Linked DNA regions of Homo sapiens: region 1 is linked to region 2. The links are chromatin loops, found by intact Hi-C in ENCODE. Cell type or tissue: testis. All regions are shown on one strand. Each heading gives the region's core, and the rest is flanking DNA. Links, peaks and the distances in the headings are about the cores only. Region 1 overlaps SH3PXD2A (SH3 and PX domains 2A). Region 2 has its middle 13 kb from the start of SH3PXD2A.

Evidence for each region. Hi-C counts contacts between places; a loop is a spot of excess contacts. Peaks named below come from ENCODE experiments on the same cell type or tissue, not always from the same donor. Only the 100,000 strongest peaks of a DNase experiment are listed, where the experiment ranks them.
Region 1: it touches region 2 in a loop (4-fold over the local background); 33 of 110 quality-filtered maps call a loop at or near these places.

What each region holds. Positions count from the first base shown.
Region 1 is chr10:103,777,527-103,782,899 of GRCh38, reverse strand. All of the region lies in intron 2 of SH3PXD2A (SH3 and PX domains 2A), which reads left to right. Among named protein-coding and RNA genes, the nearest start is that of SH3PXD2A-AS1, 33 kb to the right of the region's middle. RefSeq lists an enhancer at 2,940-3,439. In testis, for the core only: no CTCF peak of the experiment used is centred there; a DNase peak (open chromatin) is centred at 3,219.
Region 2 is chr10:103,865,476-103,870,848 of GRCh38, reverse strand. No RefSeq gene overlaps it. Among named protein-coding and RNA genes, the nearest start is that of SH3PXD2A, 13 kb to the right of the region's middle. In testis, for the core only: no CTCF peak of the experiment used is centred there; no DNase peak of the experiment used is centred there.

The DNA.
Region 1 (5,373 bases), core at 122-5,121, 88 kb after region 2:
TTTGTCACATTCTACTGTCTTCAAAACACTTATTACAACCTGTTATTATCTTTTTTTTTTTTTTTTTTTTTTGGAGAGATGGAGTCTCCCAGTGTTGCTCAGGCTGAACTCCTGGGCTCAAGCCATCCTCCCACCTCAGCCTCCCAAAGTCTGGGATTACAGGGATGAGCCACCATGCCCAGCCCATTGTCTTCTTAACTGTTGTTTACTATGTCATTCCCCACCTCCCTCCCCTTCTCCCCAGAATGTGAGCTTTCAGAGAGCAGGATCTTGCCTGCTCCATAGCTTCTGTTTTCCCGATGCCTAGAACAGTACCTGCCATATAGTGTGTGCTTGGGAAATCATTGTTGAATGAATAAATGAATGCATAGTGAGCTGCCGCTGGTTATGAAGGAATGGGAGAGAGAGGCCTGCTGTCCTCCTCCTCCGCTTTAAAGGCAAGTTTTATTTAGCTCCCATTCCTCCTCTTGTGTGCCCATCTTTGCCTATGGGCTAGATTTACTATTGGGATCTGCTTGTTAAGGATTAGATGAAATCTTTATGGCAGAGAACAATGAGGACTTCTCAAATTTTCATGTGCACATGAACTACTTAGCAATCTTGCTAAAAGATTCTGATTCAGCAGGTCCGCCTGGGGTTTGAGATTGTGCTTTTCCATCAAGCTCTGAGATGATGTCAGTGCCACAGTCTGCCTTGAGTAGCACCGGCGTGGAACATTGGGAGGATATGTTTGAAGTCCCTCTTCTCCATTCCTCTCTTATTCTTCTTTCGGTCCCAGTGTGATCTTTCCCTTGTTAGGTCATAGCCCTTCGTGACCAGGTGGGGATCTGATCTGGTGAACTTGGGCTTTGTGAGGAGCCCTGTTGCAGCACTTCCCAGAGGCTGCCCAGGAATGGCGTGGGCTGCTTCAGAGAGGCGGTGGGTTCCCATCGTTGGTTCCTCTGAGCTTGAGGGTCATGTGTCAGGCATGCTGATGTCCCTGTGGCAAGGAGGAGGCTCCTCCCTGCAATTCAGCTTTGTGTCTCTGTGTGCTTTCTACAAGCTTGTGAAACCAGGATCTTGAGGTGTGGCCCATTCACCTAGAGTGACTTTCAGAGGCCATCTGGCAAGTCCTCCACCCTTCTCAGTCCTTCCGGGGGAAAGCATGGCATTCTAACCACTGTGCATGTGGGTTTGATAGATACAGCTGTGGGAGAGGAGTGATGGTTTAGTTCCAGCAATAGTTGAGTCATGCAGGGAATGTAATGCCTGACTTGATTGGATCTAAGGATAGAACCGCAGGAGGAATCTACATTTTCTATTGCCTTCCCTCTTTTAGTTTGTTTCAATAGACCTTGATTGAGCTCCTCTGTATGAGTCAGGGCAGGCTAACTGCTGTATAACAAACTCAGTGACTCAACATATTTATTTTCTGCACAGGTCCCAGACCTAAACAAGTCACTAGAGGGCTCTGCTCCAGGCAGTCATTCAGGAACTCAGACTCCCCCAGCTGGTGACCCCATCCTGCGTGGAGTTTTGCATCTAGCCAGCAGGCAAAGGAAGAGAGAATATGAAGGACTGCAGGGAGATTCTGTGGGTTATGCCAAAGGGAAGGGTACATTACCCTGCTCATGTGCCACTGGTCAGGATTTAGTTCCATGATTGTACCTCCCAGCAAGGGAGGCTGGGAAATGTATTCTAGTCATAGGTCCAGGTATGTGTTGGATACCATGATGGACAGTGGAAATATCAAGGCACAGACATGACTTTCAAGAAGCTCACAGGCTTTTGGAAGGAAACAGTTTCACAAGCAAATCATTAAGTCCAGTATGGTAAGCATAGTTCTAGAAGTGTGACCGATCTGCAGGAGTGATGGGGAGGAGGGAGCTGTGGAACAGCAGGTTACACCTGTGGAGACCTCAGGCAGGCCAGGCAGTGTGCAGGGACGGACAAGCAAGGGTGGCAGGGCGTGTGACTAGAGAGGTCAGTTGAGCAGAGGTCATGAATAGGCTTGTGTCCCACAGGCAGCAGAGAGCCAACAAAGGGTGTGAAGCCGAAGATGAAATCTGCAGAGTGGGGAGCAAGTTGCAGCAACATTAGAGACTGGTTCAAACTTAGCACTCTCCTTGCCTGGACCTGCAGAGAGGTTTCACATGTATCTTGGTTTCTCATGCCAGGAAATTTCTAACAGAGGAGGAAGGGGTGGCAGTGGGGAGGTGACTCTCCAAGTCACCTGGTGCAGGCAGTGCTTCTGGCTGGAGTTTGCTGCGCCTGCCTGACCTTTGAGGGTTCCACTCAGCAACACAGGGCCTGGATGGTGGCTTCCAGTGTCTTCAAGGATGCTTTCATTGCCCTCTCCTGAGTTCTAGGATGGCCCAGCCACTCTTATTTCCTGGGAAGGCCAAAGAGGCTGGTGCTGGTTCACAGCCCCAGGGCTCCATATTAACCAGGCAAGGCTACAGGGAGGAGCTGAACTCTGCCCGCTTGACCCCAGCCTTCTGCAGTAGCCTACTCTTTCGCTTTTCCTTTTGACAAGACTTTGGAGGAAGAAGGTTCTGAGACCTATGGGCACCTTGACCCATTTGGAATAGAGAAAAAAGTGGGGAATGGAGATGCTTGGGGAAGGGAAGGAGAAAGGCAAGGATGTTAGACTGTCATTTAGAAGTGTTCCGCTTGGCTTCCCTTTCCAGGAAGCCCATCAGGGTTGCACACTGGGGGCCTGCTCTGGAATCTCCTTGCCTTGAGCAGCAGCCTGGGCCCAGGCCCGCTGAGGGTCTGTTTTGGCTTCATCTTTGCCAAAAAGTGCTCTCTTTGTCCCAGATTTCAGTCTGAATTTGATCCCGTAGTGGCCAGGGCACTTGGGGTACCACAGTTCTAGGCCATTTGGAGGATGAGAAGAATCAAGAACAATTGGGGCTAGGGGTGTGGTTCAGCCGGGAAAAGGTTAAAGCCGTTTGCCTTCCTTCCCCTTCCCCCTTCTTCAGGGCCTCCTCCTATTTTGGATAGTCCTTGCAGTTTGTGTGAGAGAGAAAAGTGTCAGGCAGCTTTGGGGAGAATTTCAAAAACCTGTGAGTGGTCTCTGGCAAGGCTAGGGGATGGCTAGAGACCCCCAGGAGGAAACAGAGTGACCACAGCCAGGAACCTGCCAGAAAACACCTCAAATCTGGGCAGACTTCCTTCTCTGCGGAGTGTCACCACCGGCGCCCTGGGCTGGTGCCAGGATTCCTCTGGCTGGCTGTCTCACACACAGATGTTTCTTGCACCACTCTCCGTCCTCTGTACTGGCCAGATGTGTCTTCCTAGAATTCCACTTTCACAGTGTTCCTTCGCTGCTCAGCAGCCTCAGGGGCTCCCTATTGCCTGGAGGAGGAAGTCCGAGTTCTTCCTCTGTTTCAGATGACCCCTGCAGCCCTGCCCCTCACACTGCCCCATGTATACCCTCCCTGCTCCAGCACCAGGCTCCCCCAGCTCCCACACTTCCTAGGGACCAAAGGGAGGGAAGTTCACAAGCAGCCGGGGCTGGCACACGGGGGTATCAGGAGGATGCTGGGGTGTAGCTCCCATCCATAGTAAGAAGCCGGCCCCGCACGGCGCCTCATGCCAGGCGGGTGGATCGCTTGAGGTCAGGATTTCGAGACCAGCCCGGCCAACATGAGGAAACCCCGTCTCTACTAAAATACCAAAATTAGCTGGGCGTGGTGGCAGGTGCCTGTAATCCCAGCCACTCGGGAGGCTGAGGCAGGAGAATCGCTTGAACCTGGGAGGCAGAGATTGCAGTGAGCCGGGATCGTGTCAGTACACTCCAGCCTGGGCGACGGAGCAAGACTCCATCTCAAAAACAAAAACATAAACATAGTAAGAAGCCATGCCTCAGGTTCTGTGACTCCTGGGGAGACACTATTCCTTCTGCCAGGAGCCAGGCTCAGAGCTGGCCACTTGCAGAATCTCTTATCTGACTCCTTTTGTCACTAGCTCCCCAGGTGCTCTGCTGCCCTGGCCTCATGCTCTTCCCTCTTGGCCAAGGGGAGCTGAAGTCACCTGAGCTATCTGTGTTGGGACAAAGCTCAACAGCCTTAGGATGAGAAAGGGTGTGAAATTATAGGTGAAAAACCCAAAAGGCCTTACAGCTGTTGGAAGTTAGGGTTAGATGGGCTTGGCAGGTGGCCCTGAGCAGCTCCCTGAAAGCAGAAAGGGCTGGAGGAGGGCATCAGAGATCAGGGAAACACCACCGGAGTCTCTTTACCTTCAAACTGGCGACCCCATTCATCTAGCACTCACGGTAAGGCCAGCACACCTGCTCACCTGTATTCTCATTTCATCCGCACAGTGCCATGGGGCGCTGTTTCTACTCCCATTTTACAGATGAGAAAATGGGGTCACAAAGAGATTAAGTGACTTGGCCAAGGTCATGTAGCTAGGAAAGAATAAGCTGGAGTTCTGACTTCAGCCCTCAAGCATTCCACTACTGACTAGAACACTAATAATGGTAAAACAGTGCCAAGGGAGGTGCCTCCTTCTGGGGGTTTCCTCTGTGCCTGGCCTGTGTTAAAGCGCTCTACCTATTCATTTCCCCCCGCCTTTTTTTTCTGGAGACGGAGTCTCGCTCTATCGCCCAGGCTGGAGTGCAGTGGCACGATCTCGGTTCACTGCAAACTCCGCCTCCCGGATTCACGCCATTTCCTGCCTCAGCCTCCCGAGTAGCTGGGACTACAGGCATCCGCCACCGTGCCCAGCTAATTTTTTTTTTTAATTTTTAGTAGAGACGGGGTTTCACCATGTTAGCCAGGATGGTCTCGATCTCCTGACCTCGTGATCCTCCTGCCTCGGCTTTCCAAAGTGCTGGGATTACAGGCGTGAGTCACTGCGCCCAGCCCATTTTCCCTTTTTAACTTCAGCCACCATGGAGGGGAAAAACAGGCATGGTCCTATTTTACAGATGAGTAGACTGAGGCTCAGAGAAGTTATGTGGGAATGATGACTCCTGGCATTTGGCAGCACTTGCTTGCATCTTCTCCTTGGATCCTCACAACACGTGTGGAGACAGGCAGGTCCAGCATTTCACAGATAAGGCTGTGGTTACCCAGAGAGGCCAAGCCATTTGCCCCAGTTGCCCAGCAACTTCTTGCAGGCTAGAACTGGAATCCTCCTCTGTTGACTCCAACCTAGTGCTCTTTCTCTCCTGCACAAAGGCCATGGGTCAGCAGGTGGGGGTCTGTGGAATGAGGCCACTGGGGTAGGTTTGGGGACAGGCATCGGTACTTGGGCACCTTTTGGGCATCAGAGAGAGGCTTTCTGTGGCTTGAGGATTTCCCCTGGGATTGCATCCTCCAGCACATCTTTGCTTAATTCACCCTGTGTATATCTCACTGCAGGTGTCGGGCTATCCGCCCAGGC
Region 2 (5,373 bases), core at 268-5,267:
GACTGCAACGTGAGAGAACTGGAATTTCAGACAGAAATTGAATGCATGTGGCTTAAAAGACAAGGAAGCACCAAGTGAAAAGTAGTCGAAATCATATTCCTTCAGGGGATGAATTTTTTTGGATCTGTGTTCATCCTTTATGGCTTTATTAGTCATTGCGAAAGCCCTTTTGGGGTTGCAAAGCTGCCAGCAGGGTGCTGTTCCTGGAGGATTACCTTGAGCAAGAAGCCCCAGAAAGCAGCCCAGGCAGGCATGTCAGCAGGGAGGCTGTCCTGGCAGCATGCTGTCCAAGGGGAGAGGCCAACGCTCTACCCCTGAGGTTTGAGGCCAGAGGAAAAGAACCAACCTGGAGATTCTGCAATTCTGTTTTCTCTTAAGGTTGCTTTGGCCGTTTAGGGTTTTTCATGAAGGACAGAAACAGATCCATTCCTTGAAGGCAGAAAGAAGTTTGTACTGCCCCGCACTTGACAATGTTTAATTACATTTGCCACTTGAATCAGAGTTGAAAATATCTTCCTTTTTTTCTGTTTGAGAGTCTTGCTGTGCATCCCTCAGGCTGGCTGGAGTGCGGTGGCATGATATCGGCTCACTGCAACCTCCGCCTCCTGGCTGCTGGGTTCAAGCGATTCTCCTGCCTCACCCTTCTAAGTAGCTAGGACTACAGGAGCACACCACCATGTCCAGCTAGTTTTTGTGGAAATGGGGTTTCACCATGTTGGCCAAGCTGGTCTCAAACTCCTGACCTCAAGTGATCTGCCCACCTCAGCCTCCCAAAGTGCTGGGATTATAGGCATGAGCCACCACACCCAGCCGAAAATATCTTCCCTTTGAGACTTGGTGGCCAGCTGTTGATTTCATACTGGTGTGGCCTCAGACAATCTATGATGTAAGAAAGATAGTTAAAGTAAAATCAACCCAGTATTAATTACTTAATAATAACTAATGAACAGTTATGCACCAATAACTCAGCAAATTTAAATCTACCCGTAAGCCCAACTAGGTAGATACTGTCGTCATTCCCAATTTACAGGTGAAGAAATAGAAGCTGAGAAACTAACTTTCCCAGGGGCATATATTTAGTAAACTGGAAAACCCAGGCTTCTACCCAGTGAGTTCAACCACTAGGCTTTAATTGCTTTCAGGATCAGAGAAGTCTGTTCTCTGGTAGCTTTAAACTATGAACCCAATACAGAGTGTCTTCAAATTTGGGTTGATATATAAACGTTATTTTTCCCACAGTTGAGGCTGCACCGAGGACACACTTCTGGTGATGAATGGCATATGAGGGTGCTGGGCTGAGTGGGTGGGGTGACATCACATCACACCCGTGACAAAGAGGGAGCAGGTATTTACTGAAGATACAGGAGCCCTGGGTCAGGGCAGTAAGCATTCGTACATAAACAACTGTGCAGTCCCACAGGGAGACCAAGAGAATGGTGCAGTAGCCTCTGAGGAGTTTTATTTGGTTCATGCAGTGTTGGTCTTTCCAGGCTTTATTTTTTTAATGTTAAAAAATAGTTGATTTTAATTATGAAATATTTCAAACACACAGAAAACAATAAAGCAGATACCTAGTATCACTGAGATGAAACAGCTGTTAATATTTTCTCCTGACTGGGCGAGGTAGCTCACACCTGTAATCTCAGCACTTTGGGAGGCCAAAGCAGGAGGATTGCTGGAGCCCAGGAGTTCAAGACCAGCCTGGGCAACATAGTGATATCTCGTCTCTACTAAAAATTTAAAAAATTAGCCAGGCGGCGTGGTGGCATGCTCCTGTAGTCCCAGCTACTTGGGAGGCTGAAGTGGGAGGATCGCTTGAGCCTGGGAGGTCAAGGCTGTAGTGAGCTATGACTGTGCCACTGCACTCCAGCCTGTGCAACAGAGCAAGACCCTGTCTCAAAAAAGAAAGAAAGAAAGAAATCCCCCTATATGCTTCAGCCCTCTATCTCTTTGAAGAAATATGTTAGAAATACACATAAGGCCAACCCTGTTCCTTTCCTGCCTCTGCCCCCAGAGGTAATAACTGTCATGTGTATCATTCCCATGCAGATTTTTTTTCTTTTTTATTGTGGCATAACTTACAAGTGGTAAGTCGTACAAATTTTAATGATACAGTTTGATGAATGTTTGCTTATGCTATACCTGGATGATGAATTTTTACATGTGTATACACCTAAAACAAGGTAGAGGTCCAAATATTGAACATGTCCAGCACCACCTCAGAGAGCTCCTTTGCTTCACATTATTTCAAAAATAAGCAGATGGAGGTGCCAACATTTGAAAGTTTTAAAATCTAGAGATTTAATATAAAAATTCAAATTTCTGGCTCTTGAAGTTTTGGAAAATATGACCACATTAAGCCCACATTCTAGCATGGGGACAGAGTGGCAACTGCCCACTGTAGACACAGCATGAGTGCCTCAATTTGCATACTATGCCTGCCATGCCGTGTGGGTATATCCAGCCCACTGCATTCACTTACAGAAACTGAAAGGTGCCACTCTATTTGTAAAATTTCAAAAGTGCCACAAAAAATGTAGAGAACAATTACCTTAGCTATCTTTAGGAAGGCAGAGTTTGAGAAAAAGTGTCCTCCTCCCCACCTGCTAATGACTTAGGAAGCTGCTGACAATGTCATAAAATAAAAAGGAATCAGATTCTCTAGGTCCATGCTACTCAAAGTGTGGTCCTCGAATCAGCAGCATCCAGGAGCTTGTTAGAAATGCAGAAAGCTCAGTGCCTTCCCACCCACATGTATGAGTTTGCTAGGGCTGCCATAACTAAGTATCACACAGTGGACGGCTTATACAACAGAAAGGTATTTTCTCACAGTTCTGGAGGCCAGAAGTCCAAGATCAAGGTGTCAGCAGGGTTTGTTTCTTCTGAGGCCTCTCTCCTGGGCTTGTGGATGGCTGCCTTCTCCGTATGTCTTCACATGGTCTTCCCTCTGCATCTGTCCTCAGCTCCTCTTTTTTTTTTTTTTTTTTTTGAGACGGAGTCTCACTCTTGTCACTCAGGCTGAAGCGCAGTGGCATGATCTCAGCTCACTGTAACCTCTGCCTCCTGGATTCAAGCGATTCTCCTGCCTCAGCCTCCTGAGTAGCTGGGATTACAGGCACCCGCCACCACACCTGGCTAATTTTTGTACTTTTAGTAGAGACAGGGTTTCGTCATGTTGGCCAGGCTGGTCTTGAACTCCTGACCTCAGGTGATCCACCTGCCTCGGCCTCCCAAAGTGCTGGGATTACAGCCGTGAGCCACCACGCCCGGCCTCATCTCCTCTTCTTATAAGCACACCAGTCCTATTGGATTAGGACCTACTCTTATGACCTCATTTAACCTTAATTACCTCTTTAAAGACCCTGTCTCCAAATACATTCACATTCTGAGATAGGGGGATTATGATTTCAACATACGAATTTTGAGGGGTATGACCAGGCACGGTGGCTCACGTATGAAATCCCAGCACTTTGGGAGGCCAAGGTGGGCAGATTGCTTGAGCTCAGGAGGTCAAGACCAGCCTGGGCAACATGGCAAAACCCCATCTTTACAAAAATACGAAAAATTAACTGGGCGTGGTGGTGTGCATCTATGGTCCCGGCTACTCAGGAGGCTGAGGTGGCAGAATTACTTGAGCCCAGGAGGTGGAGGTTGCAGCGAGCCGAGATCCTGCCACTGCACTCCAGCCTGGGCAACAGAGCCAGATCCTGTCTCAAAAAAAAAAAAAAAAAGTGAGGGGTAGACACAGTTTGGCCCATGACACCTACTAAATCAGGATTTATATTTTAACAAGACCCCCAAGGGACTTGTGTGCACATTAAAGTTGGAGAAGGGCCAGGCACTGTGGCTTATGCCTGGAATCCCAGTACTTTGGGAGCCCAAGACAGAAGGATTGCTTGATCCCAGAAGTTCAAGACCAGCCTGGGCAACATAGTGAGACCCCATTTCTAAAAGAAAAAAGAAAATTAGCTGTGTGTAGTGGTGCATGCCTGTGGTCCCAGCTACTCAGGAGACTGAGGCAGGATAATCACTTGAGCCCAGGAAGCCGAGGCTACAGTGCGCCGAGATCGTACCACGGCACTCCAGCCTAGGTGAAAGAGGAAGACCCTGTCTCAAAAAACAAACAAACAAACAAAAAGTTGGAGAAGCTTGGTCCAGGTCTGCTCCCTGGTAAATAAAACACTAGTGGGTCCGACTAGGAATGGGGAGGAGAAAAAGGAGAGGCTGCAATGATTTAGTTAGATGAACTTTCTCTCCAGTCCATAGGTCTTAGAGGCTGGAAATACTGGGAAACTTGAGGCCAATTCCCTCCTGAGTGGGAGTCCCTGCTTCTCGTTGAGGAGCAGGGACCCTCTGCACTTTGGGGCATGTGAGCAGGTTAACAGGTAAGGATTGATGAACCAAGTGGATATGAATCAGCCCATAGGAGCTAAGAGGAGCCTCCTTCTGAAAATAGGTTGGAATGCTGGAAATGTGGCTGCTTTTAGCAAAAAGCTCATTTTTACCTAATCACCATCTGTAGATTTCCTCTTTTAAGGTGCAAAGCAAGTCTCTTGGATTTCCTGGAATGGGGACCAGGAAGATATTACCCTGCATTCCTCTTCACTCTTCACAAGCCCATTTTCCACCTCTCTCGTAGGCTTGATGCTATGGCGACAGTTGCCATAGAGATAATCCTATGCCTGGTTGAACCTAATCCATACCCATAATGGTCAATCATATGGTTTATACTAGAGATTTTCAAGCTGTGTCTCATAAACCTGTAAGGTGCTTCCAGGATTTCACAAACATTTTATTCAAATAGCAATTAAATATATGTGTCTTGCTGTGTTGCCCAGGCTGGAATGCAGCGGCTATTCACAAGCACTAACATAGCACACTATAGCCTTGAACTCTGGGGCTCAAGCAATCCTCCTACCCCAACCTCCCAAGTAGCCAGGGACTACAGATGTGTGCCACCATGCCCAGTACAACTAAAAACATTTTAAATTTATTTTTAAATGACAAAGAATGCAAACAACATCAAACCATATTTAATATAGTATTTGAACTAAAATGTGAATATCCAAATTTTGGTCTAACAGAGTAGAGTGATTTGTAGAAGGCTAACCCCTCCTACAGATCATAATTACAAACTCTGGACAAGGTGAAAATAAAAACCTGTTTGATGCCACTGGATGACGACCAGACTAAAGGAAGGGGACTTGTTCCTTGAAAGAAGGAAGACACTCCGGGTGAGGTCCACACTTGTATGACTTTCCCCTAAGGGCAGCCATTCTTGAACTTTAGTGTATATTAGAATCCCAGAGGAAGATAACAGAATCCAGTCTCTACAATATACCATTTACAATGTTCACTATATAAAAATTATTA